2 separate regions of the Mus musculus genome follow, and region 1 is linked to region 2. Evidence: chromatin loops called from intact Hi-C (ENCODE). Cell type or tissue: left cerebral cortex. All regions are shown on one strand. Links, peaks and the distances in the headings refer to the core of each region. The heading gives the core; the rest is flanking DNA.

What was found. Peaks named below come from ENCODE experiments on the same cell type or tissue, not always from the same donor. Only the 100,000 strongest peaks of a DNase experiment are listed, where the experiment ranks them.
Region 1: a loop joins it to region 2, with 2.1 times the contacts of the local background. A loop is called at or near these places in 3 of 42 quality-filtered maps.

Annotation. Positions count from the first base shown.
Region 1 is chr1:61,147,346-61,163,661 of GRCm38, forward strand. No RefSeq gene overlaps it. Among named protein-coding and RNA genes, the nearest start is that of Icos, 180 kb to the left of the region's middle. In left cerebral cortex, for the core only: no CTCF peak of the experiment used is centred there; DNase peaks (open chromatin) are centred at 7,061 and 10,093.
Region 2 is chr1:61,033,834-61,050,149 of GRCm38, forward strand. No RefSeq gene overlaps it. Among named protein-coding and RNA genes, the nearest start is that of Icos, 64 kb to the left of the region's middle. In left cerebral cortex, for the core only: no CTCF peak of the experiment used is centred there; DNase peaks (open chromatin) are centred at 4,588, 6,817 and 9,182.

The DNA.
Region 1 (16,316 bases), core at 3,919-11,918, 110 kb after region 2:
CATCAGCAACCTGCTTGTGGTGATAAACCTTTGCAGACATAGATGAGAGGTTGACAACATCAGGCATTAAGCAGCCAAAAAGAGGCAACGAGGAGCTGTAGCCATGAAGCAAAGCCAGAAACTAAGTGGTAACTTTAGCCTTCTAAAAGATGGGCAGCCAACAACAAATGTCTCAGAAGTTCTGCATCCCCCAACAGCATAGAAACATCAGAAAAGATTGGGCTATATAAAACAAACAAAGAATCAAGCAACAACAACAACAACACAAAACCTGGGCCTGTCTATGCAGACCTGGTTAGTCTGTAACTTGCTGTGTAAACCAGGCTGGCCTTGACCTTACTGAGGTGCTGGGATTAAAGGTATATGCCAAAATTCCCACTCCATTGCCTTTTTAGTGAGTGGGATGAATTAACCACTGTTCAAAATATTTCAATGCCTTACTACTTCATTCAACTAGCCCTTATATTCATTCAACTAGCCCTTATATTCATTCAACTAGCCCTTATATTCATTCAACTAGCCCTTATATTCATTCAACTAGCCCTTATATTGAACTCTCCTTAAAGAATGCAAGGCTATAATGCAGTTAGGACAAAGCTTCCTTTTCCCTTTCTACTCTTTCTTCTCCTTTTAAACTTTTAGTTAACATATTATTAAATGCTTCCTCCTCCTCCTTCCCCTCCTCTTCCTCCTCCTCCTCCTCCTCCTCCTCCTCCTCCCTGTTCTCTGATATTTATGATAGACCAGACAGCAACAAGATAAGCAGGGATAACCTCTAACACACCCAACAACACTACCATGCCCAGCGTCGCACATCTATCTGAATGGAAATGTCCATAGTAGACGAGCAGAGCAGTTCTCTCCCAGTTGGTAACATGTGACAGGCGTTGGGGTAGAAAGTACAACTAAGAATGTGCTGTCACTTAGGTGTGTGTGTGATCCAAGATGTAGTGGTCACAGCAACGTGGAACCTGTTGGAGTCTCAGGTATGGCTGCCTGTATTCTCCACCCTCAGCCTTCCAGTCTCTCTTCCCCATCTCGGTTTGTATGCAATGCACCTCCACGTGAAGAAGGTTATTCCAGTTTTTGCTAGTTCTAATTCAATAGAGCTACCCCTTAAAAAAAATAGGAGACATCTTCTTCCGTTACAGCTATGGACCACTGATTCTGGTTTTGTCCTCTAGAGCCGAAAGCACACATTCAGACCTTATAGCCTTTCATGTATTAACATCTAGCCATCTTTAGCTGATGGATTTATTCATTCATCCATTCAATTCACATTTTACGCTGAGTTATATTTAATGTTGAATACATATACATCTTCATGGAAAGGGCCTTTAGGACATTAGCGTCAATGTCTCTTTTCCAATCTAAAAATCCCTCACCTCTTCCCACTTGACATAAAATATAGAAGGCTTCACAGCCTGGTTCTCTTTCTCCATACTCTGCAATGTAACGCTGTTACTAATGGTAACTATTGAGGTTCTAATATGTGTTAGGCCCTGGGTTAGAATCGATAGTATTCTAAAGTATCCATAACCAATAAGATAGACATTGTCAGTCCTGTGTTATCTGTAAAGAACTGTGGCACAGAAAGACGACGTCACCTAATTTGGTCTGAATAACTAATACATGGAAAGCAAACATTCCAAGTCTTAGGGTGATCCTTTTGAGAGGCGGTTCCTGGATAGGAAGACAGCGCTCAGCTTCTTCATAGCAGAAAGGACTAGCCCCACAGGGCATCAGTGGGTCTGTGTGGTCACCATTCCTTCCAAAATTCCACTATGTTATGTATCACATAATAAAGCTGTTGTTAACTCATATGGGTTGCTTTCTGTCATAAAGTTTTTGAAAGGATTTTACAAGTCATGTACTTTTGAAAAAAAAATATGAGCAACTCATTTAATTTATGATTGGCAATGATTGCCTTGGCTCAGGCATCGTGCATAGTCAGGAATTCCTATAAAATGTGAATATCTAACATACAAATTATTTTCAAATGTAATGAAATTTTATGAACGCTGAACACCACAAATAATGTAGCTGACATCTTGTTACATTTTGTAGATGTTTAATTAAACATTTATTAATTTCAGTTTATCAGTTTTATATTTTGTAAACAGTAAATCTTTTGAAGCCTTAAAACATTTTTATTGACTTTTGGAAAGAACACAGGCCATAAATACTGCATTGTTAATGACTAAATAACTCTGGGTATTTCATATTCTCTGCCTGTGACTGAAAAAACATGATGGCTATATATAGCTTGAAGTGACAGTAGCTTTTTAAAAAAGGCATCTTGTTGCTTTTTCTTTACTAACATTCTGTGGCTCTGGTTGCACCAACTACCCATTTTCTACACACTGGAAACCAGATAAAAAAGGTTGAACAAAAGCCATATGTCCTTTCAGCATCTCTGGACTACCTGCTGCTGCTGATCTTGGAGGGCACCTCAACTGTGCTGGGGTGCTTCTCCTTGGGCATAATTGAAGAAGATGCCTTATTCTGAAAAAAGATGAAGTCCCATCAGTGTTGGTCTCATGAGTGGCTAGCTAGTTTCATGAGAGGCCACAGTAGACAGAAAAGTGTACCCAGATAGTGTTGGCAATTCTGTTTGGATCCTGCCAAATGGGGAAGCAGCCAGATGAATTGGTATTCTTCCTCCATTCTGTATCTCTTCCAGAGAAGTCTTCAAACTAACTAGGTTGGGTCTACCTTACTTCTTAGCAACCTAGGTACAGGGCAGGCATAGGGAGGTACCACATCGTGTTGTTTGTATCTTTCATTACCTGCTATTTATTTAGAGAACTTGAATTTTTGTCTCCTGATTTTCTTGCTAGAGAGCTCAGTTAAGGGACAGCCAAGCACCAAGTTGCCATCTATGGATTTTTTTTGCACTGAGTGGCTCTTTTTGACAGCACTTTAAATTATGTCCCAACCACCAACGTCTACCTCCACTTTCCCATTGGTTTTCGTCCATGGCTCATCCTTGGCTTTACTTGTTAGAAGAGAGATCTAGAAAATGTTGAGTCTTCTATTGACTAAATGTCAAAGGCCACTAAGCTAGATTTCTCTTCTCTTGCTTACATACAATTAGATTTTTAAGCCCAATTGCAATTTTATTTATCCCAGTTAAACCTGATAGTTGTAGTCAGCTCATTATTTCTCTTGACTGTCAAGACCATTTAGAATTCTGACAGAGTCATTTTCCATATTCCTTTTATCTTTGAACCATCTTCAAATTTGATGAGCCTTTTAATTTTTCCTTTATTCACAGATGTTTTTACAGGCCATGGTGAACAAAGAAGCCAAAGGCAACTTGTGGGTTCCTTCTCAGCTCTAACTCCAGTCAATTAGTCATATTTGTTTATTTTCTTTCTAATTCCATTGTTCATTGTTTTCAGACAGAAAACTACATTCTGTTGTAAGTGTGAACCATCATTAAATACTTAGGGACAAATGACAGTGCTAAATACTAAATGTACCTTCTTCAGACATGAGATAGTGCAGAATTTTCACTGGCTAGGTGTCCTCTGCCCAGAGAGACGAGACGCAACTGAAGATGCCCCATGAAACTAGACAAACTATGGAAGAATCACTTTCTCCCCTTGAAAACTGAGTTTATAAAGAAGGTGTGAATTTAGAAACGAAAATAGCCTCCTTCTTAAGCACCTACTGGTGTCGATGAAAATTTCTTGCCAATTCACAAAGTCCTATCGCGGTTGCAAATTACTCTGTCACAATAATTGTTTCCTGTTAACTTTAAGGCAAGAGCGAGAGGTTTATTGATGGCAAGAAGAGCATCTGGCATTTCTGGTTTAGTATATGGAATTTCAGTAAATGTCAAACACACATTTCTTAGAAGGAAAGGGAGAAAAAAAATCAACGGGAAAAGGAACCTAAAGGAGAGCAGAAGAACAGAGGAACAATAACACCAGCGTGTTCTCAGAAGTGAGCCTGAGTTATCTCGGAGTGGTTTACAAGCAAGCATTCATCGTGGCATAAGGCAAATACCACTTCCAAGCAATCGGTGCAACCGCCACAGGGAGAGGTGAGACAGCACAAAACAGAAAACTGAAGCTAAACTAAGAGTAAAAGCCAGAGTCAATCACCTGGCTAATTTAGTAGCTGCTTTGGTGCAATTCACTGAGAGCAAAACAAGCCCGAACAGACTTTGCTACAAGAGCGAATCACAGGCTATCTTTGTGAAAAAGCCAGACTGTCACTAACAGGTGGATCGACCCCCTAAGAAAGCCATTGACCATGTTCCCTGGATTGGGAGGGAGCAGGTTCACTGGATTCTGTTATTTAAAAAGCTCAAAACTCTAAAGACAAGTCCCCCACCCCCTTTGACCCTTATTTTGATGGCTTCGCACTTATAAAATATTGCTAACCAATTCTAATTCTTGATAAAAGTAGGCATCTGAAACTTCATAGGCACACACATTTAATACAAACATACATGAGGAGAACATTTAGGTAATACTCATGCTTTGAAAGTATGTGCTTCCTGGACTGAGGTCTGGTCCATAGCGAAATAGTGCTGGAGAGGCTCAATAGGACTTGGGGGAGGTGGAAAGGTCAGACATCTGGTCTCAGCAGCTGCCTGGTAGCTTCCTGGCAATGGTCTCATGGGTGGCAACAGCCGCAGATTCCACCATAGGGAACTGAAGAGAAGGAAAACAGGAAAAATTACACTGTTTGCAACTCAAATAAATCCCTGAGGATTTATGACTTAATCTTTGTGCAGTATCACTGAAAGACACACAATCCAGTTAACTGAAAGTAATTTAAAAAGCAATTTTAGTCTTGACTTGCTCTCGCAAGGAACATTAAAGGAGATCCAATTCATAATCTACAGCCATACATGGAAAAAATCCCCTTTCTTCTCCGTTGCAGTTCCTTTATGCACACAGTATCAGGAGCTTCTCTTTCCCTGCACCCCACCCCCACACTCAACCCCTCAGCCCCTCAACTCTTGGGAACAACACCTGCACAGGCTCTGTCTTCCTTCCCTGGGGCCACCTAGACACATCTGTGTGTGACATTCTGAGGATGTTGGAGACCCCACAGCTCCCCACTGGAGGAAGCTCAGAGATCCCACTAGTGAATCGCTCATTGACTCCCCTACTTTTGAGTTCTTTTTGCGACATTTCCAGATAAAATATAGAGCATCTACTTAAACTTGACTTTCGCATACATCTTTCAGCATAAATACATCCCACATATTATTGCACATATATATATACGTTTTATTTGAGACAGGGTCTTACTGTATAACCCAGGCCAGCCTTGAGTTTGCAATCCTCCTGCCTCAGCTGCCTGAAATATAGATTTCAGTGTGTAACAGTATAACAGGCTGGGAAGGACCCAGGGAACTCACCAGATGAGACAGGAGCACTGGGTGTGGAACTTTGGCTAGGACTAGAGGTTGGATATGGTACAAGGAAGCTAGGATCGGGTGAGCGCATCAGAGTAGACACCCTCAAAATACATGTGAATGATATTAGGTGCCTGTAAAATTTCTTGAGATTGTAAATTTTGTCTAGTGTAAATGCATCCACACACAGGCATGCAAATGAAGTTTCCTTTGAAAGAGTCACCTTGGATGGTGATGTATGTATTTTGATGCTGCTGGTCCAGGTACACTGGGGTCCTCAGGAGTCACTTTCAGCACCCATTTTGGAGCCCATGAAGGAGTCACTCCTGTTTTATGATCTCCTTCGTTTGGTCCTTAGACTCTATTACTCAGACGAATCTCCCGCTTGGCCCACCCTGCTTGGTGCTAAATGACTTTTGGCTGGCTCCAAAGGTCATCTCTGCTCCCCAAGGAGGAAGATTCACAACCACCAGGAATACGGTGACATCTCAATTAACAAATCCCTGGGAGCAAAGCTCTTCTATAATAAAGTACTCATATTAAAAGTGAGATTAACTCCTTATAAATCATAGAAAGCTGAACAGCTTGCATGCACTAACTGGACAGAGATGCCTTCTCAAATGCTTCTGTTTGTCCTTGTCTGGTTCAAAGCAAAGCCCTGGTCCTACACCAAATGATACCTTCGCACTCCCCTCAAAGGCAATCTTCTCCTTCCACCCTCTCTTCAACCTACCTCATTTAAGCTCTAATAACCTTTCCACTCTTTAAAACTGCGAGTAGTTTGCACTCTCTGATTCATGACCTGATTATATTTCTAGGAACACATTTATTTATTCATTTATTCAAAAATATTTAGAGAAAGTTGCAGTCAATGTATTGCTTTAGCCAGCACTTTGAATTATGGTTGGAGTTAAAATATTTCTCCATTGATATAGGAATGCCAAAAATTATTAAGTACACGCCATATTTGTATTTTAGCCAACGAGAAGGTATGAGAAATTACTCTCCTCCTAAGTGATTAGTGATTTGTGAGAGAGCAGAGAGAGGGTAAAGTGTCAACTTTTGTGCTTCCATGGCTTCAGTATTCTAGAGGGAAAAGGACGGGACCATGTTGAGTTTTCTGGAAGCTTATTTTCTCATAGCAACTGAGAGTTACCTGGGGGAGTCTTTGCAGTTGTGGTCTCTGCAGATTCCAGCTCCTATTCAGTAGCATCAAAGAGAGTAAATATCCCAGCATGGGAGAGGGGGAAAGGAACACAACATTAAGTGTATTTTAGTGGATGTGCCTTCCATTAGTCAAATGGACAGAGGAACATCTGTCTCAAGTCCAGTCAAGTTCCCCTCCCAATCTATAACACTGGCAATACTGCAACCAATCATATGATCCTTTAGTCTCAGCACAATGTGCTTAGATTTATAATTTTTCTTATTACTTAATCAATTTTTGATAATTTAAAAAGATTTGGTTTACAACTGCCTGTGATTTCCCCCCAAAAAAGGGACACTTCTAGCTAGTACATTTCTGAGAACAGCCAGCATTTAGTGAGTCTGGAAAGTGACTTGTGGGGGCTAAGCAGATGAATAAACATAGCTTATTTTTCCATATTTAGGGAGAAGTGGAGGTGTTCCTGCCTCTTCATATCTCTCTTTAGGCATAAAGGCAAGGATTAGCAAATAATGACACATTTTCATGCTGGAGGTAACAAAGGCAGACAGCTTGGCTGTCTGCAGTGAGGGCGGTAGGTTCTTAGCCTCTTTGTATGCAATTGAAGAGGTAGATTTTTACAGTGATTTTCTTTCAGACCTAAGTCCTTCCTACGCATCTCCTCTATTCTCAGTTGTACACTCACATTTAAGGGTGCGGAAAGTGACTTCAAAATTGGACTTTCAGAGATGGTACAGAATTGGCTTGGAGCTCCTAAAAAATACCCCTATGATTTTAATACTATATGTTTCTGTATTAATAATTGCTCATAGTAAAAATTCATTGAGTAGTGGAAGTGATCCAGACTGAAACTAGAACATGGAACAAATGGTCATAAATGACTGTTTTCTGATGAGCAGAAACAAGAAAGCAAACACCCACAAGCAGAACAAACAATATCTTTCTTTTTCTAAATGACAAAGAAGAAATGATAGAGCCTGAACACTTTGGCTTATCCACCAGATTTCCTCACAGTGGTAATTTTTATTCAGTCTCAAATCATGTGTTAGTTAATGTCTCTTGAGACATGATCGTTCTGTGTCCTGTAAGTTCTAGCCTTCTCCTCTCTCTCTGTGGCACTGGGGATAGTGCATTAAACTCAAGGCCGACCACATGCTAGGTGAGCTTTCTGCTACAGAGCTAGCTCATCAGCTTCTCTAAGGCCCTCACTAGGTTTTCTGCTTTAGCCAAGAACTCACTGTGCTGCCTGGGCAAGACTTGAACTTGTGATCAGTTCACAACTCAATCTCCCCAGTTGCTAGGACTGTAGACTTGAGTCAATCATTCATTCTTGGTATATTTAAAGTATTTTGGGAGAGACACATGTGAGGAAAACACTTTAGATCTTTTTTTTTCTTGAGAATCTCTACAATCACTAAATTTTTGGCCTTAAAGAATTTGCACACAATGACAAACTATTTCTTTTGGGATTTTGTACTTAGTAAACAGGATATCCACAAAATGATTCTAGAAAATTTCAGCCTACATAAAACTTATCACTAAGAAGTTAGAATTTCTTGTTTTGAGTCTTTGAAAATGAGAGGAAACAATATGTATAACACACATGCCTGGGTTGAAATTTTCCTTTGGAGCTGTGATGAGGTTCTCTGGGTAGTGATGACCGGCATCAAGGTGACATCAAAAAAAGAGGTTTCATAGATTAACAACTGGCTAGAATTTTTCATAGATCTCTAAAGAAAAAAATGCATAACAGGGTTACAACATGGGATTTTATATGTTAACATGTTTGCTAAATGGGGGGGTGGGCAGTGAAGTAGAACCATAGTCAAGAGTAGAAGGAATTGTCCCGCAAAGTTGTCCTGATGAAAAAAGATCAGCGCAAGGAGCCCGGACAACAGCAGAAAATTTTGGAATAGTCCACGAGAAAAGTCTTCCCTGTAAAGACTATGGAAGAATAAATGGGGCAGATTATGTTTTCAGACCTAACGAGAGCACTTTGGATACAGAAAAGGAAGGCTGAGAGAAGACTGTAGGAAAAAATGGAGTTACAATGCTGGAATTAGCAGAGCTACACATGTTCTATCCAGCTGTGCATGGTTAACTATCCCAATAGGAAGGTGCTTTTTCATGTTGGCTCATAGCCTGTCTCCTAATCGTGTCCAGAACAGGTGTCATGTAGCTGACCAGGAGAGGCTAGAAGGTGAAGAGGATATAGCTCTGGTTCTGTGGTCTCCTGGGAGGGAGTTAGAAATCTACTGCAGGTGGATTTGGGAAATGGTCACATTGCGTGCTATCATACCATGAATGTCTGGATGGAAGGAAGGTTGACTTCTGGTCATGGCATTGATGCTCATTCACTACATAACTGTCCAACTTGCTTAAATCCTTTAGAGCCTTGGTCTCCTTGATAAAACTGGAAATATTTTCTAAACTGTAACCACAGCGATCTCCTGCACTGAGTAGGTATGTCTGGATGGCTGATGGGTAGAGTGAGTCCCCACTGACTTTCATAGAGACCAGCTTTGACCTATCTCCACTGACTTTCATGGAGACCAGCTTTGACCTGTCTCTACTGACTTTCATGGAGACCAGCTTTGACCTATCTCCACTGACCTTTTCATGGACACATGCTAATCAGCTTTGATCCATTTTATGATCTAGATACAACTTCCTGTTGTAATATTTGCTGTAACATGAAATCATTCCATTGTAATATTTAAAAACTACTACTGAGCAGAATCCCTAAAACATTTTCCTGCTGTAAATTTTTACTGTCACAGACATTAATTTTTGCAGTGCCAAGGTGTTACCCAGGACTTTGTACATGTTAGGCATCTTTATTACAGAGCAGAGTACCATGAGATTCTATCTATCTATCTATCTATCTATCTGTCTATCTATCATTCATTCATTAAGTTTACAACCTGATTGTAGACCCTCCCATCTCCTTCCAGTCCCACCCTCACACCCTCCTTTTCTCATTCCCCTTCCCTTAGGGGAGCCTCCCCCAGGTACCAACCTGCTCTGGCATATGGACAAGGTCTCATTATGTAGCCTTCACCTAGTGATCTTTCTGTCTCCAGCTCCTGAATCATTCCCTCCACAACCGAAGCTCTCGATACCAGTATGTTGCTGTCTTATTTTTGGAGACAGTCTTGTGTCAGGCTGTCCTTGGATTCACTGTGTGGTCTAGGTTGTCTTTGAATTCTTGATCCTCCTGCTTCTGCCTCCCAAGGGCTATGATTACAGTTATAAGCCACAACACTCATCCCTGACTGAACTTTGTACCAAAACTCTGGTATGTGGTGAAGAATTAGGAATCATTCGCTGCCAAAGAAATGACATGTAACTACCAAACACTCTAGTGGCACACACCAATCCACTTTGTTGCTCATGTTGCTGAAGGTGGCAATTGAGGCTGGAGCTGAGGGGAGTGGGGTACTCAGGTCTGAGATGGATACCAGCTGAGGATGCAGTCATATGAACCCAGCTGCAGATGTGCTGCCTTTGGCTGGGCCAATCAGCTTCTCCTGAATCTCTCACATTCATCCAGCTAGCTTGCCTGGTTATGTAATCGCAGTGATGACAGAGGCTAGAGGGAGCAACAGAGCACAAAAGCCTTGCCAAATCTCTATACTTGTGGAGGTTGTTATTGCTCCACTGGGCAAATTAAGTTGTACGACCTTGCCCAATGTCAGCGTGGGAAGGCTCACTTCTCAAGGATGTGCGTTCCAGAGAGGCCATTCACACATGGATTCTTACCATGAAGATATCCTAAGTCTTATTTCTATAAAAACGACCCAGCAGATTGGGCTATGGCTTAGTTTGGTCAGTGCTAAGCAATCCCAAAATTCAGCCACAACCTGGTTTATTAATATTTAAAAACTATGCCAGGAGGTCTCTAAGCAGCAGAATTGTGTGAGTATAAAAGATGACCTAAAACTATTCTTCTAAGCCTTTCAAGGTTTTTCACACTTAGGAGATGAAGCTGCAGCTTTCAAGCATTTAATATTGCAGAATGAAAGCATTCGTGCAGAGTCCAGAGAGAGTGGGAAAACTTTCAGTCGTGCAACAGTGTAGAACCCTTTCTGAGTGTGGGTGCCAGGTGAGAGTGTGTGAGATGTACGGAAACCCATGTGTAAAAGTGAAACATGCAGACACCAACCCCACAGAGCTGAACCATATTTTACTGAAATAAGGAGGTGGTAAACTGAGACAATGGAGGGCATTACCTATCTGAGTGGTAGCTTTGGTTGTGAGTACCTTTGCCTTTCAGAGGACTGTAGAAGCATAAATTAAAATTTTTGCCTGCCTGCCTGCCTGCCTGCCTTCCCTCCCTCCCTCCCTCCCTCCCTCCCTTTCTTTTCTTTTGTAAAGCACTGGGTACCACACATAGGGTCATGTCCATTTTAAGCAGGCACTCTTCCAGTGAACCATGTCTCCATCTCAACAGCAAACCTGTTTGTTGGAGTTAGGAAACACAGCAGACATTTTAGTTCTCAGTGAATCATTCCTCACCTCAGAAGTGAGAGCTAGGACCTTTCTGCTCAGTGGAGCCTTCAAGCTCCTGAAATATGACTCAGTCTACGTAGTGTGCCATTGGGTAACACTGCATGCTCTTCCACAAGATTTAATAAGAAAAAAAACCCTAAACAAATGGTTTGCCTTGATGCTCTCCTTCAATTTAAGTGTTTCACCTAAATAACTTACCAGGTTAATTTGGGCTCACTGTCCACAAGAGGTTAAAAGGCAATATTGCAGAGTGGAGAGAGTGCGTGTACATTGGATACTGCATACATGGAAGCAGTAATTTCTCTAGATAGGTGTCTGTCAGGATCTCTCCCCACGAAATGTCATTTGGGGTGTCACATTCAATTTCTGCGATGTCAGTTAGCAGTCTGTAAAACATTCCTTGGATAACCCCTCTCAATAAAAGAAGCATGTCCCAGCCACTGGGACGAGTGTGACCTTGTCATAGACATACACCAAGGCAGCCATTCAACAATAGCATCCATTTCTGCTTCTATTTAGAGTCTCTGAGTGACAACTATGGTCAGATGAAGGTGGAAAGGGAACAAAAACATGAACACAGTGATTTCCAATACATTTTTTTCCCTTGTCTTGAGGCGAAAAATTACACCATTATGTCATTTTCGTGATGTGCTCATCAACAGGAGTGAAAACCTCATTTGTCATCTTTTGGTGTGATAGAAAATCGGAGTTTAGGGAATTCAGTGGGGCTGTCAGCATCCTCCGCTGTCAAGAAAAGGAGCTGAAAGCAAGAGCATGGGGGGCAGATGAGAGCTGCTGGGCTGACACCCAACCCGACGATAGCTGTCCACGGCGTGGTGGTCCATTTCTTAGCACCCCAATCCAATTTGCAGTGGCTGCTAATCAGGCTCTTGGGAAGGCGGGGTATAAATATGCCACTTACATCTGAAAATACAATAATGAAAACTGATATTTGTAATTGTACCTGTATGGCCTTACAGACTCAAAACGAAATGGATTTCCAACCTAATATGGTTAAGTGAGTTCTTCAACATGTGAGGCCCATTATGGCAGAAGAGTGGCATCACTCCTCACACCCCGACATGATGGGGACATCTCTGTCACTGCACATGAGTAAATTATTTTTGTTCACGTCTGAAATTGCCTTTCCTTAGTTCTAGCCCCATCTTTCATGCTGGAAAGGTGTATACCCCATTCTTTCCATTCTCTGTAAGGCTATTGTGTCATCCCAAAGAGAAGGTTCCTGAGGTACTTCCAGCCAATCGCTTTCATAGCCACAAGCCAAGTATCTTCCCATGGGCAGCCTACACAAAGTTTTCTTTTACTGTGAAGGGCTCAAGGTCTCATCCTATCATTTAATTGTCAAGTGATGAAAACTTTGGCAACCCCTACCACTTATGATCCTACTAGCTCAGTGACAGGCCAAAATCCAGAAACACTGGTCTAGCATTAAAAGTCATTGTGTGCACTCGCTTGAGTATGGAGATGGGAGGAAGCGTTCTTGAAGACATGACAGCTTATTCCTCTCTCTCTCTCTCTCTCTCTCTCTCTCTCTCTCTCTCTCTCTCTCTCTCTTCTGTTAGCATCTCTATCTTTAGACTGTTACCCCTGCCCCCAACCCCCAGAATGGAAACTCCTTTGAACTCTTCCTCTGTCCCAGTCCACATAGACTCTCTAGACTTCTCTATTCTCCTATGGATTCAGTTGTGTATTTTTAGATTCACGTGGATTTATACATCTGTCTCCATACTGTGCAGCACAGAAGACCCCCAAGCTGCCCAGAGAAGAAAAGGACCCTTTTCTTGATTTTTGGATTGAGCAGAAAGAGAGGGGAAGAAAACACAAAAATATGAACATTGACTTCTTGATTTTCTTTCCATTTAACTTCTTGATTTTTTAATTGTTTCTTTCCTCCCCCATCATTTCCTCCCTCCCTCCCTCCCTCCCTCCCTCCCTCCCTCCCTCTCTCTCTTTCATTCTTTCTGTCTTTTTCTTTCTTCCCTTTGAAAGCATCTCTTGCATCCCAGTCTGACCCTACACATAACTGAGTATGATCTTGAATTTTCTACTCTCCTGCCTCTACTTTCCTAGTCTGTCATGCCTAATTTATGCTGTATTAGAGATCAAACCCAGGGCTTCGTGCTCCCTAGACGAGCACACTACTGACTGAGCTACATCACCACCCCTTGTAAGTTTCTTTTCCTGAAACCCCTTTTCCACTGTAGAGCCTCAGCTTCTTCATCTGGTACAGGGTAATGGCACTGAGTGAGGCTGGAGCGGGGAAAGCACCTACCCCAAGCATGAATCACATGCATAGCTGCTTCTTAGAGCTTCCCTCTGTCTCCTGCTCCTAGTGACATCTCAGAACTGTTCCTCTTTTATCATGGTAACTCTTCAGACTGTGAATGAAGGTGATTGGCTGCAGCACTTGCTTAGGATTATCTCTGATCTTGCCATTGTCTCTGACACATACTCTGTCTCTATTGCATGTCCTTACTTAACAATTTGAAGAAAGGAACAGTACTTTTCTTTTTCTGCTATTTAGTGTCGTGCCTTTCAAAATTTCTGAAATATATTCAGTGCTTAATAATTGTTGGAGCATGCTGCACCACTGGGTGATGACATGGAGTGGGAGGAAGCATCCTGAAGACTGTGGCAACTCACTTCCCATTCATCCCCCCACCTCCTGTAAGCATTTCTATCTTTAGGTTGCTTCCTAGACACGTTCATCATATTGAGGCAGGGGGTGTTTGTATCATGTTTAAGCTCCCAGAAATGATAGGATGTAGTTGATGAGGGAATGGCTTGAAGTGGTAGTGCTTCCTATTGGTTGAGATTCAGCATCATTCTTTTGGGGGGGGGGAAGCTTCATTTGAGTTTATTTTCTAGCAACTGTTAATACTTACATTAACAACTTACATTAGCAACTGTTAATACTTACATTTCTAGGTATGCCATCATGAAAACCCTGGCAGACCTTCTGGACAGCCTATGAAATATAAATTCTTCAAACATTAATTCCCTTTAAAGAGGTCTCTGCCAGGTCTCTTTTATGATGAAGTTCAACTTTGACAGTGTTTTTTGCCCCAACCGTTGCCCATCCTTATGTTGAAATCCTACAACTTCCAGGCAAGCAAAGAATTCCGATTCTTGAGTCTTGTTTGAAAAATCAGAGAATTTTTCTGAAGTTTGTGAAATGAATTCTGTTGGTGCTCAAATCTATCATAAGCTTGTTTTTCCTCTATATAAATGAGAAAGCACACAGACACTATTACTACTTCATTATGTCACCATTCCATACAGGTGTTTTCTCCCTTGTAACCTACAAGCATGAAGGACATTCGAGTTACTTGGAATTTACCCTGGACTCTTTACCTCCTAGCTTTTCAAGCAGTTATTTCTCATATTGTTACTGTTCTGTTGTCAGACAAACAAACAAGCAAAGTGTACGAGTCTTTAAAACACAGCAGTGTTACATTTGGGGGATTCAGCTGGAACCATGGGGGACATTTTGATCCCCTAGGGTTATATCTGCCTCTTGTGTTAGAAAGCACAACTTTGCCAGCAGACAGAGCGGAGAGAGGCATTGAGAGGGCAATGGGAGGCAACCTTGCCTTAGTAGTCCAAGCCCCAGAATGTGAAGGAGGAAAAGAGAACCCCTGGAAAGTCTAAAGCCAACTGGCAGATAACTTCTAGGGATATAAATGAGAATTTGTTCTCATGGCCCTCTCTTCCAGCTAACTCAGTCACCCCACTACAGAGAAGGAAAAAAAATGACGTTCAGACTCTGATTTCCATGTTAATCTCCTTTTATCTAGAAAAGTGATCCCATACAGAAAAACACTGCTTAATGGCACTTATGGATATTTTGTCTGTTTGTTTTAGTGATAAGTGTTTCAGATATAAATGAGGGGACATAGAAATGCCCTCTAACCATGGTATCTAGACTCACTCATCAACTGTGACATTCCTCTAGTTTTTGAGTACACATGTATATACTTGCATCTACTTAGCATTAGCTTTAACTTGATTAAAAGTTCCCCTTAATATAAACCAACAAGGAAACTTCTTGAAATCACATCACCACCCCTCCTTCTCCTTCTTCTTAACTTCACTAAAAGAAGTAATTTTCCAAATTGGTACAAAGTGAGCTATGAAGGCATGTTTTCAGAAGACTGGGTGATTTTAGAGTTTCTCAAAGACAGAATCTTTAAGTAGTACAAAACAAAACAAAACATAACAACAACAACAACAACAAAAAACCAAACAAAGCCAGAACAGGCGGCAGCAAAGGATAGAGAAAATGACTGAATGTCAGCTGTGTTGCAGAGGGAAATGGAAGTGGAAACAGAGTTATCCTATCACATTCAAGCCTTGTTCAAAAGAAAGTGGTCTCTGCTAAATGGCCAGGATGCCAGGAACCAATAATAAAGGAGCAGTGTGTCGACAGCACGGTGCTCTAGAAACTCTTCTCCCAGCTAGTCACAAGTGTTTGTGCATCAGGACATTGCACAGTGCATGTGGTGACTGAATTGTACAGACAGCTGTAACTGGCCATTGAGAAGCTCCATCAAAAATGTTGTGACACCTAGACTTGAAACTGTTCACACTCTACATTTGCACTCAGTGATCCTTCTGTCCTGGAGGACAGATGGACAGACTGTCTTGGACTTCGGGTTTGTTTTATCTCTATTATTTAAGCATTTCTTGGGGCTATTTTCAGGGGTAGCTCCCTTTCCTGATAAAGTTGAAGAAGAAAAGTGGAAGTAGATTGAAAGCCATCCCTTCAGGAAGGTTGGCAGATGTTTCCTTTAAGCCTGTAAGGAGTCTTGATAGGATGACCAACTTAAATGTATTTCTTTTCTGCTAACTCAGAAACAGAAGAGAGGAAATGAGTTGGTATTGTAAGTTCCCAGTCCTTCCGGGCTGGGCAAGAAGCTTGGTTCAAAATGCCCCAAATAGCTAGACTGGCTTGGAGTTCGAGATGCCCCTTTGCCCCCAGTAAGAGCCCTTCACTGCTCTGCTGTTGCGCTATCTCTCAATTGCTTTCTAAGTCATTGATCTAGAATAAGTTTCAAGCTAGTGAAGAGGGTCTGTGAATAAAGAGACTCCTACTAGATGATGTTTGACCTTTAAAAATAAAACAATCAGTACTGTTAGACTCTTAAATAAAATTATGCATATACCATTTTCAATAGTATGGAGCTGCAGATGGTGACTTCGAGGTCTCCTCCTTCATTCTCTGAAGTTGTCAGGCAT
Region 2 (16,316 bases), core at 3,393-11,392:
TAGAAACTATGAAAGTAGATGGAACAGCATGCCAATCAGAGAGAGGAGAGCCAATAGGTAAAGCCTGAATTGAAACAGAACATGCTTAAAGGGCTTGGAGAATCCAGTGTAGCTAAGGAGGAAGGAAGAAGAAAGGCATAAAGTGAAAGTGGACATGTGGAAATTGGTACAGCAGAAAGAGATTCTGAGAGGGCCAGTCAACATTGCAAACTACAGATTTACACTATATTATTTATTTATAGTTATATATGTTTATTATATATTATATATATATTTACAGTATATTACTAATACACTAACATTGGGAAGATAAAATAGACATGTTTAAAAGTCTGCTTGCTTGGTAGAGAGGGGACAAGAATGAATGTAGGGTAGTAAGGCATGCAAAGTGAGAGAAAATGATTGACAGAATGAGGACATGGTTCACTGTGATTAGAACTTAGCTATGCAACTATAGATGCTAATAAATACCAGAGGGGAAATGACCTGTGTTCATGAGAAATTTAATGGTTTATGAGAAAGCCAAGAAACATCACTTTAGCTTATGAACCACCGGTGACTCAGCCAAGAGCATCAGGGCACATATTAAGTTTTTATATCTTAGTTCAAAATGTGGAGGCACTTTAACAGTTGGAACCATATCAAGTAAGATAGGTGGACTCAGAAATGAAGGTATTTGGGTCTATTCCCAGCAGAGGATAGATGGCTGGAGAGACGTAATCGAAGATATTTTTAATATTTACATTTTGAGTTATTTTCCAAAAATGTTTCTGGCATAGAATTTCATTAGTAAAGCAGGAACTCTTATAGTCAGTGTCTTAGAGGACTTCATATGCTTTCTTAAAGGCAAGCTTCAGTCATGAGAAGGCAAGGGTTAAAAGAAAACAGTAACCTGGGAATGGAAAGGGGAATAGTCATGTGGGTCAGATTATATACTATGCAAATTAAAAACAGGAAGAGAAGAGAAAGAGGAGAAGGAGGGGGGAGAAGGAGAAGGAGGAAGGGGAGAAGGTGGGGTAGGAGATATGACCTGGAACATCCTATAGATAGTTCTAGGTGAGAGAGTTTCATAGAGATCCTTTGTTACTTTAAGATGGGAAGGACTGCTATGTATATTGTAGTATAGTCAATATGAATATCATTCCCAGATTCTCCTAACAGTCTCCTCCCACTCCAAATACTATGGCAACCAAAAGTGGCCCTTAGGTATACAAAACCCCTTTTGTTGAGAAGCATTTTTCTAGACCTTGGTAATTTTGGTACCATAATGAGGAACATGAACAAATAAAGGACCCTAAAAGGATGGTCTCTTTTATTTAACTCCTTTTAACAGGTAGCCAAGTAACCAATAATCTTTGATAATAACTTATTTCCAAGAGGTTTGATTTTAAATCAAATAGGAGATACCTTTTGCTACAACCCGTCTGCTGTCTGAACCAAAATGTTTCCTGTGTGGAAATTAAGTCAAGTTGAAGAACAAGTTGAATCAGTAGGTCACCAAAACTGTGTGTGAATAAACTTTTATGCAAATATATTGGCATTTTTCCACTGAAAGAAAGAAACATCAAGAAGATCAAAAGGCTGCCATTGCTAAGACAAGCATTCAAATTTGTCTTTATTTTCCACAGGTCAAAAAAGAGTTTAAATGAATTTTTCCATGATGCAAGTAAGTGTTTGTTTTACTTGTAAATCACCAGATTACTGAGTCCCCCCACCTCTTAAAAAGAATGATTTCACCGTATCTGGAAGGTTCTCTCATTGTGATATTGTCTTTCTTAGTTTCTTTTTCTGTAACTGTGACAAAATACTCTGACAAAAGCAACTTCATAGAGAAAGATCTGATTTCAGCTCACAGTACCTCATGGTAGAGATGTCAAGGTAGCAGGATCTTAAAGCCCCTGATCACATTGTATTCACAATCAGGAAGTAAAAAAAAATAATAGTGAATGGATGCTTGCTAGTGCTCAGCTTGCTTTCTCCATTCTGCATAGCCCAGGACCTCAGCTGTGTGAATGGTCACCACTGGAGTGAGCAGGTCGGCCCACCTCAGTTAATGGAATTAAGCTAGTCTCTCATAGGCGTACCCAGAGGACCTTCTCCCAGATGATTCTAGATTTTTGTCAAGCTGACTATTTACACTAATCACCACAATACCTATCTTTATTTCACTTTAATGCTGAGTTGAAGGCATAATGTTTCACATACAAGTGATGTTATATTTCAAGGCTTATTATCTATCAGCTTGCATTGCTCTTAGACTAAGGATCATAATCTTCAACTAATTGCATATCTGAATGGCTAGGTTGCTAGGGAAGACTCCTTCATCTCATCTTAAACCACGGATCTCTGAAACATGTGCTTTGGCCATACTGATCTTCCTTCAGTTCTTTGCGTATTCACACACAGATCTTTGCACTTGATCCATCCTGTGCTTGGGAAGCCTTCCCACGGCTTCTTCCATTTGGTTAGCTCATCCCCAGATTCCCGATCCTGGCTCGTGTAAGAGTTCCTCAGAGACTTCTCTATGCAGTGTTACCAGATAAACAAAGAAGCAAACATCTTGTTGTCAAATGGTCTCAAAACATTCTGTATCTTTCCTTCATCGCCTTAATGATGTTTATATCTTCATGTGGGTGCTTATTGGATCCACATCTGACTTCTCTACATATCTCCCATTTTTACTGAGCAGAAACTGCATCTATTATCTTACCACTGAATTCCTGGCACTCAGCACAATAGGCTCTATGAATATTTGTTAAAATAATCAAACAAAGTTTTTGATACAAAAGCACAACTTACACCTCAAAGGAAATAAGATAGCGTATATTTTAGAGCCAAATATGACTATTGCTCAGGAACACAGATTTAGGCCACCCCAAACTCCGTATTCTAATGTGAATATAATTTTGTGAAAATTTTATGGTAACAGAATAAAGATAGCTGTAAATCAAGACACTTTTTAAATACATTGGCAAATACATTAGGTATGTAGGCAATAGAAAGGAAGGAAAAACTGCTATAGAAAACTCTGCTGTAGGCATTAAGTGCTATCTGACAGCATTCTGAGTCCATTGATTGGTGAAACATAGGGATCTGTTATTACATTCTAAAGGCTTTCTATTGTTAGTTACAAAGTGTTAAGTCTAACACAAGAGTAGGTGCAGAATAATGGTCTAGGGGGTTAAATTCGGTCCCTGATTGGCAGCATTCCAACCTCTTCATGGCCTGAAGTTCTAATCGGTTGATCAGCCTTTGAAGACACAGCTTCTCTCTAGGAATTCATGTATTTGTACTTTTCATTGCTGTGACCAAATACTCGAGAAAAGCAATTCAAAGAAGAAAGGACTTAACTTTGTTTCATGGTTTTAGAGCAGTGGTTCTAAGCTTGTGGATTGCTACCCCTTTGAGTGTGGAATGACCCTTTCACAGGGGTCACCAAAGGCCATCAGAAAACATAGACATTTACATTGTAATTCATAATAGCAGCAAAATTACAGCTGTGAAGTAGCAACAAAAATAATTTAATGTTTGGGGATCACTCCAACAAGAGAATCTGTGTTAAAGGGTCACAGCATTAGGAAGATTGAGAACCACTGACTTAGAAGGTTCAATCTATGATTATTTGGTTTCATGTATCTGGATTAGTTGTGAGGCAGAATATTCATGGACTGTATAAAAGAAGAGGCTGTCCACCTCATGGCTGGGAAGGAAGATGGTGTGGCAGGGGGATGGCAGAAAACTAGGAACTATGTATATAGTCTTCAAAGGCACACTCCATGAGACCTACTTCCTCTAGCTAGGCACAATTTCCTCAAGTTCCTATGATCTCCCCAAAGAGAATCACTTTGATGGACACCAAGTGCTTAGTATATGAATCTGCACTGAACTGTTCATATTAAAACCATGCAAGTTGGAGAATCAATTAGTCATTATAGTCACTGGAAATCTGATTAGATGGTCTCTAACATATCATGATTTTGACTTATGCCCTTTAGACTTTATAATGGCACAAAAGTGACACATGCAGAAATCATACTCAAATTTTAGATTTTGATCTTTTACTGGGTTAATGAAATGCTGAGCATTGGTAGTGAGCTTCGACCTCTAGACAGCCATGCTACCGTGAGCGCAAACAGCTGACCTATTATAGTATGCTGTTTGGTCTCACAAGACTCCAGCTTTACCAGGATGTGATCTCATTGCAAGGTATCTAGCATTCAAGGTCAGCTAAGCAGAACCTCCTGACTCTATACCGGCTTGTGTATAGTCCATTGAGACATGGCCACATCTATTTGTTGACTAGATTTGGTGGTTAATTATCGTCTTTAAAGGCACCATGGCATTCTTGAGACAAAGATTATGTTGCCTGGAAAGTCTAAACTGCTCACTCCCTGGTCCTTCACAGAAGATACTTGTCACTGCTGGTCTAAATCGTCTACTTGTTGCTTAGCTCATTAGCCAGTTGCCATGCAACCTAATCCCAGGAAAAAAATACAATGCAATAAAGTGAATCTGTATATTCCCATTGCTGAAGTGTTTATTATAGGAATCCTCAGTGAACACTGGCTGTGTGTCAGCTATTCAGCTAAGCATGCTGCCTACATCCTCTTGTGAAACAACAGTAGGTCCTCGTCATAGTTGGAAAGGAAAGCGTTTAATGTGGTTTCCCAGAACTATGATACTGATGTGGAAAAATGTGAGCTAGTATCAGCTTCCCTCTCAGTTGCGACCAAGAAGCTGGGAAGACTGGAGTAACTTATATTTGGAGGTCTACAGATGCTATATTCCTTTAGACAGTCCAGAAAGCTAAAGAGAATGAGCTAGACATAGTAATATAGGGCAAGAGGGGCACTTGTGGGAATACTGGGAACTATGAAAAACCCACTGTGTCTCATTTATTTGGCTGGGTTTGCACATGACAACATATACCGGGGTCTTTTTGAAAAAGACTGGTAAAATGGATCAGAAAGAATCAAGTGAGGAAACTGACTGGACAAGTAGTGGAGAGGGCACAAAAGGTGTCCATATGGTGCTTGTGAGCCTCAAAGTGCTTGAAGAATCTAAAAACAGATGTGGCCATGGAGGGATGGAAGGCAAGGAATTTGGGAAGTCAATTTGAGAAGAACTTGAACATGAATATCAGATGGTTGAGTCCATATGACACAGGTTCAAGAACCCTTAACAAGGAATCTGAACAACAAAGGTTGGCATCAAGGCAAAGAACTAGAAACAACACTATGGGGTTCAGGAATGAGAACGCAACCTGGGGGAGCCTTGGTGTTTGATAGACACCCTCCCAGAGCTAGAACAGCTTCTCGGAACAGAAGTACCTAATTATGGCCATAGAAACATGTTTACCTATGGGATTGCCTAAAAGAGAAAAGGAAGACAGTCCTAGGCTTTGGTAAGAAAACTGAACCTCTAGATCCCAATATTCTCAGTAGAAATCAACTTTGTCTTAACCTTTCTAGATGTTCTTTTTTCTTTTTTTCTTCTCATACTTCATGTTTCCAACACACACCTCCATTGCTCAAGTGTGGTTTATTGATATCATTGCCAGCTCCTTCAGCAACCAAATGCTCCCCAACCACTTGCCATCACAGCCACAACATCATGTATCCTGCTGTGTCACGCTACTTCCCTGTTCTTGCTCACCTACTTGGCTTCACCACATAACCCACTGTCATCACTGTCTGACAGAACCCAGCGCAAATGTCAGACCTTCTCGGCAGTACTATCAGACTTGTCACCTTTCAGTAAGAACCAGCTGCATCCTCTTCGTGCTCACAGCATTTCTTATATAGACCTATCATAAAGGTTTTATGGCTCTCCATCACTCCCAGATGATGATTTAAAAAAAAAAACCCTCCTTGTGTTTATAAGTTCCTATTTAGGACTTGTCTCACCTTGTCAGTCCTGCATCCAGATGCCTTCCTGACCTCTACAGATCTTGCTAGAATACTTATTCCTGTCTATATGCTGAGTTAAGTCTTAGGTTCCCCCTCCCTCCATATCTCAGCTGGGGAAGCTTTTCCCAGATTCTGTGCTGAGATCAAATCCCACAGGATAAGTTCTCATAGTTCTCTGAGACCCAGCTTGATAGCCCATACTTGACAATTCTACAGTTGCTTGTGTGGTTATTTGTTTGACTGTCGTCTCTAAATCGTGTGTTTTCTAGGAGCTGAGGAAATGCTCCTGTTGTTGCTGGCTCATATGTCCATCTGTTCAGCCCGATACTGAGCTCAGGATAGGTACTGAGCACACAGTAGCCAAACCAATGAGTCAATATTAGATTTGTTTGGGGTTGCCTCTTCTCTCTTTCCATCCAGAGAGCTCCTGGGAGGCAGGGTTAACTCTTTCTATGCGGTAGCTGTTCAGTGTGTTTTGATGGCATCGTATTCCATTCAGTGACAGAATGATCTCGAGTTTGACCAGGAATTGGACCCTAAGAGCTTCTTTAGCTAAAAGGCAGCAAGATAATAATGCCTTCATGAGAAAAGTGTGTTTCTATGGATATTTCTTTATTGTGCAATATTTTTTCTGGTCATCTGATGACCTCTATAGGGCTCTCCTTAACATCATGCTTCTCTCTGACACTGCTCATCTGTGGGCATCCTTAGTGAGTGACATTTTCTTCTTCTTGTGGTCTTAACTTCCAGGCTTTCTCTCCTGTTGCCTTTATAACAGTCACGCTTCTGCGCCTCCTACTCCTCTACCCTTAGGCTTCAACTGCCTACAGGACCATTATTTGATTTCTCGCTCCACCGACCTAACTCTGCTCTCACCCTCCCACCTGGATTTCTTTCCAGAAATAAAATGACAGTAGAAATAGGTAAGCTCCCCCAATCCCAGTAAAGGGGGGTGTTGCTTCTCTACTTAAAGCAGAAGAGTTTAAGTCAGCTGTAGGAGGAATACAGTTTTTAGAAACAGGGAGGTGGGAAATTTGCAGTTCTTTTATTTTAAAGTAGCATAAAAATGATAGATGCAGCTAAACATCCTGATGGTTGATCTGTGAACTACTGCAGGCAGTTCTACCTCTGACTGAATGATGAATGACAGAGTGAGCGTAGGTCCCTAGGTATTTGGAACTTCGTTCTGCAGGAGGTTCCAGATTCCACTTGTCTTCAACAGGAATTGTACTGATAGATCTTACTTGATCCGGCCCTGTGCTATTGCTTAGCTCTGAGTTTGGAGCAGTTATTAGCTAAAGGAACGGCATCCCTACAGGTAAGGTTTTCTTATAAGATTTTGTTTGGGGAAATAAAGAGATTCCTCCAGTCTTTTAAAAGCAACTCCACAATGCTTAGGATATGATATAATAGACAGAGGTTAAAAAATACTCCACATTATTGTGTAAGATACATTTTCTTTACTTTAGGATTATACTCAAGAAAATACCCATTTAAAACTGAGCACCTAGACAATGCTTTCAGTACATGGACCACTGTCTTTCTGCCTCCTGTTCCTTCCTTCTTTAGGCCATCTCTCCCCACAAGCTTTCAGGGTCCAGGACTGTTCTGGTGGTTAGTCCTGAACCATGCCCCTAACATGTTTCAAATAGCTCAGCTGTCTTTTTGGACCAGGCAGTCAGTGCCAAGCATCCTACCCACCGTGACTCTTACATATTATTGTTACAATAAAACTTGCCTTTCTGACTCTTTTTTCTTCCATGTATTATTCTGCTTAGCGCACTGAGGTTCACAGAAGCACTAATGTGGTACAGACTAATAAAAGAGATGGTTTACCTCATTACTTCAGGTCCAGAGCACCAGTCTTTGTATAGCATAGATGTTGTCTCATTCTGAAAATGATTGGAAGAATACGTAGATTGACATGCGTTGCCTATGTTTAGCCAAATTGGCACTCAAAGAAAGCCACCCACAAGATGGTAAAGAGCCCGTGATGAAGGGACTTTTTATATATGTTCATGGTTCATGATGTCTTTTTTGTAGGATGCATGGGTAGATATCTGCATTTTTGTGAGTGGCAGAGCTCTCTTCTCTCACTGAAATACTCTGTGGACTTTAAACCTCAGGATTTTAGTCAAGACACTATGCATGTCTCATTAGGAATATCAACGTGAATGAAGTTAAGCTATAGAATCATTGTCCTTTGTGTATCTTCCCTGTTTAATTTAGCAATTAAGACCCACTCTTTATTTGGGAGACTCTTCTATGTGGTGTGAGTATGTTGGAAAGGGGCGGCATTTATAACTGTTATTTTACCAAAGTCTGTCACTTTGCTGTGATTAAGGCCCACAAAATTAATTGTTGGACTGTAACTGAGGGCTGGAGAAAATACTAACAGCATTTTACGACCTACGCACAATTACTCTTCTTATTCTGCTAGATGTACCTGGACTCCTTGGGCCTGGGGGCTGCAGGGGGTCATCTTCTCATCACTCAGGATAAGACTGTTTCCTGAAAGAGCATTAGAACAACAACTTGGGAAAAGCATGAGTGAGAGAATAACCTATAAACCAAGTCTGTATAGTTCTGAGTCACCTTGTGGACCACCTCAGCACATGAGCTACTTCTGCATGTTATTTGCTGTGTGCCTGTCATTTAAGAGCAAAGATTTGCCTATCATAGTAATTAACAGTCTTTGGAAGGCCCTAGTACATAAGGCAGGTCATTAGCACCTTTGCAAGTTTATACTATGAGCTTACAAATTATTGAGTGATGGGACATTTGCTAAAGAAATATTAAATATTACCCACTTTGAATTCTCTACCATTTTCTTCAAAGAAAAGGATAAGTTTGAGAGTTAAAAGCAGAGAAAAAAACCATAGATATAAAATTTAGACCACTAAGGGTAAGATAATTATATATTACACACACACACACACACACACACACACACACACATATATATAATTATATAATTATATATTGTGGAGTTGTGAGTGTTAAAATAGTGGTCCAATCCTCACTTTAATACATAAAAAGACCATAAACAGAGAAAGCTCAGAGCACATGAGTACACCTCCCAAATACTTTCTTTTTTATGGCACAGTGCTAAATATAGCTAATAGTTAGCCCTATACAAAGACCCAGGAGCCAGAGGCAGATTGGCTCTGTCCTAGTATCCCCATCTATTGCCTCATATAGTCTCAAAACAGTGACTAAGACTGATGCATAAAACAGAGAGTGGGAACTTCGGCAAAGAACCAAGGCTTGTAACTAAGTCAGAATTTAGATTTACAAATCGTGACTGGCCAAGATTTCTGGAACTGGTTCCAAGTTAATGGAGCTTTCCCAGAATTGATTCCATTAAAATTTTACTAGAGTTTTAAGGAGTTATGCTAGCTTGGAAACCACACATCTAGAAAGAGACCTGTGACAACTCTCTTGAGAAGTCCATGGCCACACAGGGGTATGCATGTGTGTCCTTTTCTTACACTTTTTTTTTAATGTCCCTCTTAAAGCCTTTACTTAAATCTACACTAGAAGTTAAACAATTAAACTCCAACTTTGCTTCACATTGACTAGTTCAGAAGTTTTTTTTTTTTTTTCCTGTGGCATAAGTCAGGAATTTCACCTAGGCGGACACCCATGGAAGGAGCCCTTTAGGATGCAACAGGCTACAGCATAAGGCTTCCCATATTGCCACTCGGTCTTCCTCAGTGACTCCTCTGGGTATACTCTGAAGCATTCCTGGTGTTCCCTTGTCTGTTGTGTAGCATAGCTGCCCAGCTCTCCTTTGTTGGTTTGTATGTTTCCTTTGATTCTTTGTCTCACTGTTTCCTGGCCAGAGAACAATTTAGTGTTTAGTGAGTACCACTAGTTACAAAGATAAGACTTCTCTATGACATTCCTCATACCCTCTTTCTGGGTCAGAGGGGAACATCATGGCTGTCCAGGGGAACATCACTGTATAAGGACTGTTAGGAAGGGCTCTGGAATGATTCAACCCCTGAGGAAATTCTCAGGCCTGAGTTGTGTAAAAATGTGAGGCGAGCAAGCCATGAAAAGTGAACCAGTAAGCAGTAGTCATTCCTCCATTGTCTCTGGTTCAGTTCTTGACTTTAGGTTCCTGCCCTGAGCTCCTACCTGCCCTGGCTTCCCTCAGTGATGAACTGTGACTGGAGCATGTAAAGCAAACAAACCTTTTACTTCCCAAGTTATATTTTGTCATAGTGTTTATAGACAGCAACGTCTTCTTTAGGGAGAAACTTCACGGCTTCTCAGGCAAAGGATACTTTTGAAAAGACATGTATTGGATAAACATGCATGCTGGGAAATCAAGATGAGAATATAGCGAACAACTCTTGTTTTTGTCATTCATAGATGTCTTCATCTCTTGTTTTCTCCTAGCAACAGTCCCATCCTTCTCTTGACAGAACGGCCTTTTCTCATTCCATGGGGTGCTAGTGCAACTACTGGCCACAGCACACTCTAGGCAATCATTCCAGGAACAGTGATTGACAGACCAGTTTCAGTCCTTCTCTGGGGTATCACATGAACTCTTAGAGAAATAAACTTGCCCTTCTGCTGGGGTTTTAGGACTGGAATAGTCTATGAGTAAGAATATGCTGGCTATTGCCCCACCAAACTAAGAGTAATGTTTACATAAGTTGGGAATGGGATTGACTTAGAAGGAGAAGTAGATGTAAGAAAAGATGGGGAAAAAAAGGTAAAGATGAGGAAATGGACAGATCTATATTTTAAAATTATACTTAGATTTTAATTAAACAACAACAATGACAACAACAAAAACAACAACAACTCTACCCCTGGTTGCTAGTAACAGAAGCTGACATATTCCTATGTCTATGAAGCTACTTTGAGCAATGTTTCTGTTCATTGAAACTGAGATAGGAGCTTGATCAGTAGATTCAGCCAAGTTACATATGAAGCCTGAAAATTCCCTAAGTTTTTTTTTTTTTTTTTTTTTTTTTGTGTGTGTGTGTGTGTGTGTGTGTGTGGTTTTAATGCTACTTTCATCATGCCAAGAACACTAAGGAAGCTTACCACTTATTACCTTAGGGATTGGCCAGTGTCTGCCCCCTCCTGCTCCTTATTGGGGTTACAAGCATATGTCACCACTTCCAGCTTTTAATATAGGTTTTAGGGCTCTGAACTCAGGTCTTCATGCTTGCTCAGCAAGTATTTAACCCAGCAGGCCATCCCAGATCCCAAATAACCATGTAAGGGTTCTCACCTATAAACAGGTTCCCACGGCTTCTATTCTGAGAGTAGATCTTGACCGTATCTCCTGAACATTCTGTTTGTTCAGGTTTCAGGGTGGCAGTCTGTTCTACAACTGTACCTAATGGTGGGTCCAGGGAAAGTTTGATTTTTTTTTCATTTGTCTGATGTTTTCTGGTCATAAAAACAGCACTGATTATTTCCAATCCTTATCCACAGCTGAGGCAGGAAATCACAAGTGAATTTTGGTTGCCTGTTTCTCCATTCCTTGATATCTACCTTGGTCATCATGCAGCAGGCAAGACAGGCTCTGGCCACATTCTTTACACTTTTGCCAAGAACTTATTGAGGCCCTGGGAACCATATACTTGGCCAAAGAAATCAAGTATTTCTTCTCAGCTCAACATCCTGCCTCACTGACCATAACCCGGGGCACTATCCATCTCTCAGATTCCTTTCAGCACTTGTCAAGTTCAATCACTTATTAATGAGTCAAAACATCTTTTAATGTAGCTCCAATTCTGGTCTGATCATAATTTACCCACAAATCACTTCTCTCAGTCCCCTTTCATCACAGTCTCCAATTGATAAATTTCTCTGTCATTTGTGTTATTGTATGTTTTGGGACTTAACGAACCAGCTCATCTCAGAGAGGGAGAAAATAATTGGAATATTTTATCTTTATGATTGCTGTGTAGGGATATATTTGTGATCTGAGTTTATTTTGAGGAAGCTTCATGGATGAAGATACCTGTGGCCATCCCACTCAAGGGATTTCATTCACACTTTAGATTATGCAAGTAACTCGGAGCATAATACATTTAGAAACCTTAGAGGATGTGAAGTTTTGGAGTAAGAGGCAATAAGTCCATTGGTGGCATACATCTTTAATTTCAGGCACTTGGAGGTAGGGGCTGGTGGATCTCTGTGAGTTTCAGCAGAGGTTGCTCTACAGATTGAGTTCCAGATGAGCAGGGTGGCATAGTGAAGTCCTGTGTAAAAACAGGAGGGTGGGTGTGTGAAATCAAGTGACAGTTTCTGCAGATGAGTGTTCAATCATTGTAGTCTTGTCCCTTAACTACTGCAGCTGAAGTTAAATTCTTAACAATGGTTGTGATTTGAGTATATTCCTACCAGTAGATAAAAAAAAAACAAAAAACAAAAAAAAAAAAAACAAAAAAAAACCTCGTGGTTTCTGGACATGTTTCTAAATCTTTTTAGGTCATGTGGTTTGGTGGCTTGCGTATTTTATGACTTCTCTGAACACCGGAAGAATCTAAAATGAAGTTGAAACAGATCATCATTCAAGTTACTGTGACCATATTTCATATGAATATGTTTTGCATGCAAAAGGAAAATAGAATATGTCTTTTACAGGTTTCTGTTCTACATCAGTCAGTGGGAGAGTTGAACTATCTTTGTGGTGATATTAATTTGACTTACAATTAGCTTACAAAGTGTATGCTTGCTTTGGTGTTGTGAGCAGTTATAAGTTAAGATATGAAGGCTGTCTGCTATCTCTACTTCAGTCTCAAGCCACAACATGACTCAGACTAGATTTTGTTCTCTCTGAATTCTGCTAAAGAAGCATATGAGTTACAAATGTGACTAAGTAAGGAATTGTGTTTTCTTGGTAAAGCTCTATAATGTTACCAGTACCTAGTCACTGTGTTTTCTACCTAACCTGCTGAAGATCTGCTTTTGGATTAGACCTGGGACTATAAGTTGGGTTCAAGGATGAATGGGGATGAAGGTTTGGATTCACTTAAGAACATCTTTATTGTTTTATATTTATTTATTTTTATTTTATGTGTATGAATGTTTCCCCTGAATGTATAAATATGAACATGTGTGTCCAGTATCTAGAAGCCAGAAACAGTATCAAATTCCTTGGAACTGAAGTTATAGACAGTTGTGAGCCACCACATAGGTTCTGAAAACCAAATCTGGGTCCTCTGCAAGAGCAGTAAGTGCTTTTAACTACACTTGAGAACCTCTCCCTCCCTCCCTCCCTCCCCCCCCTCCCTCCCTCCCTCCCTCTCTCTCTCTCTCTCTCTTTCTCTCTCTCTGTCTCTCTCTCTTCTCTTCTCTTTGTCTCTCTCTTTGTCTCTCTCTGTCTCTCTCTTTCTCTGTCTCTCTCTTTCTCTGTCTCTCTCTCTCTCTCGTGTGTTTTTACTGATTTTGTTGTTGTTGTTGTTGTTGTTGTTAGGGACTGGGGTAAATTACTCTTAGCAGGATCTAGACTGGAACAGCTAGAAATTCCCCATGTGAATTGTCTCTGGGCTGGTCCAGGTGTAGCCCATTATAAACATACATAACATATAAGCCCATGCTTTAAAGGAGAGCCAAATTTAGTATCTCACAAATACCTTCTTTTCACTCAAGCATCCAACCTCATGTCCAGGGCTTGAGAACATGTGTAAGTTCTCATAACTGCTGCTGGTGGCAACTCCTCTGCAAATACTACACTAAGAGAGAACGTTCTCCAATGAGCTTAACTCTGTACACAGGTGGACCCATTCTTCCTTGGGCAGGGAACATGATGATTGCTTAATCAGATTCCATTTAAGTCAGCCTTGTGCTGAGGATGCTTTGGTAACCTTCAGACAGCATGCTCATAACACTTTTTGGCTTGAAGTTTCTCTAACGTCACATAGAAAGCGCATGTCCAGGTCTGGCATTCTTGAATGTTTAACTAGAGATGCAATGGCTGCTTGGGGCCATTCTTAACCACTGCAGACAGGTAAATGCTTTTCTTCTTGATGTCCTAGACAGAGGGTCGGAGTCGTGTTTGTAAGGACCTCAGAAGTTGTTTATGGAGCTACATCCTGTTGCCTCAGCCACCACAATAGCTCCTGCATGTGTTCACTTTGTGCCACCCCCTTTCCATCTTCCCTCCCCTGGACTCTGGCTCCCCAGTGTTGTATTCAGAAACAAACCATCTGTAAGGAGGCCTCTGTCTTAGACTCTGCTTTCAGATTTTCGAGTCTCCTAGTAAGAGGGCTTTGCCACATCTGCACCGTCTGTTTTCTGGAGAATGATGATGTCATTGAATTTTTCTTCCATAGAACATTTAGAAAAATATGAAAGAAATCTTATATGAAATCTGGGTGTGGTGGTATGCAATCAGATCTGTAATCCTAGCACATGGAAACTGAGGCAGGAGCATTGTGTGATCCTAGCATATAGAAGTTGAGGAAGGAGCTTAGAATACATAGCAAGTTTCATAAGGCCATGATCCAGAGGTATAGCTCAAATGTGGTTCACTTACTTGGCCAGCATGTGCAAGGCCCTGGACATAATCCTTAGCAATGAAGAAGAAAAAATGGCATACAAGAGGCAGATGTGAGGAAATAACCTTGACAACGACTAACTAAGGGGTGTGATGGCTGTATCAGTATCCTGAGGGAAAACAGATGGCACTCTCAAAATTGGGACAGTTTGAGAATGGCTTAGAGACAAAGGGATTCATATCAAAGTAGGCAGGAAAAGAGAAACTGTGACTGTAGCAAGAACTCAGGATTAGTAGTTGACAGCTTAGGCAAGGGATGCCGGGATGCTCTGTTATACTTGTGTATACACACACACACACACACACACACACACACACACACACACATATATATATATGAGACAGTGCTGTGGATCTCAGTCTTCTTTGGTCGCTGCTTCTCTGTGGGTACTACTAAGGATGATTAAGGAGAAATTATCAGGCCATGAAGGCAGTGGTGAACAGACAGAGTAGGAAGGCATCTATAGGGCCTCATGGAAGGGTCAGGCTCAGTAGTGTCCTCTTTCTCTGCTTCAGTGAGCATGTTCTGAGCATCGACTGTGGTTCAAGGTGGCATCTCTAGACTGGAAGCCAAAATGTTCAACTGTAATTATTACTCCCTTTCAACCCAACCCCTTTCTTCTTCTTTTAATTTTTAAAAAATATACTTCTTCCTCCCCTTAACTCCTTCTATATACACATCCCCAACTTCATGCCCCTTTTTTAAAAAATTAAAATACAGCTATATCATTTTCCCCTTCCCTTTTCTCCATCCTTTCCCTCCCATTTGTCTTCCCATCATGCTTCCTTTTGAAATCATGGCCTTTGTTCTTTAAAATTGGCATTTCACACACACACACACACAAGTCTAAAATATAATCTGTTCAGCTCACTTGGTGTTACTTGCTTAGTTTTATTTGTATGTATCTGGTTTGCTGCCCATTTGCTTTTGGATGACCAATGAGGCGGCTCATCCCTGGGAAGGGTCGTTTCTCTACCCATCCCTATGCCTTAGTTGCCTGTTGTTCTTTGTTTAAGGGCAAGGCTCTTTAAGATTAGCATTTCTTCTTCCATGTTAGCATGTCTGTTGGTGTTGTACTTCTTCAGGTCTTGTTTAGGCAGACATATTGATAGGGTACCATGGTTGAAGTTTCCCTGTCATATCTAGGAGACACAATCTCACAGAAGCTTTCCTGACTCTCACAGTCCTATTGCTCCCTCGTCTCTGTCATGTTCCCTGAGACTCTGGTGTGGGGTTCTTGTTGTGGATGTACTCATTGGGCCTGGGCACCCCATGATTACTTGTTTTCTGCATTTGACTGGTTATAATTTTTTGTAATGGTCTCCTGTTGCAAAGAAGTTTCTATGATGAGGAGGTGGGAGCTAAATTTGTCTGAGGGACTTAGAATCTAGTGAGGAACTATGTTGGTTTATTAAAATGGTGAAAAGTTGTTCTCTAAGATCCATGACCTCACTAACCCCAGAAAGTTTGTTAGGTTTCTAGTACTAGATATAATTTTCTTTGTGTTGACTCTGCCTTCAGTCCAATTAGGAAGCTGTTGGTTACCACAAAGACATGTTTCACTATTGCACTCTTAGGACTATCATGACATGTTGGTTACCATTGAGGTTCATAGGCATTGCAGCTGTGACACGTCTCCATTTCTCCATCCGTTTCCCATGAGTTCACAGGCTGTATCCTTGTGTTAATTCTGTGCCTTTGACTGTAAAATGTCTCGTGGCATCGGGGGAGCAGAGGACAAGTGTATAAATGAGGTAAATGGAAGCTGCTTCTCTTCTGGATCTCTTCTAAAGCAAATAAACATAGCGCGTCCAAGTCTTCAGAATCCCGCAGGTCCTAATCCATCTCAGTTCCTCACTTTGTTGCCTTTGGG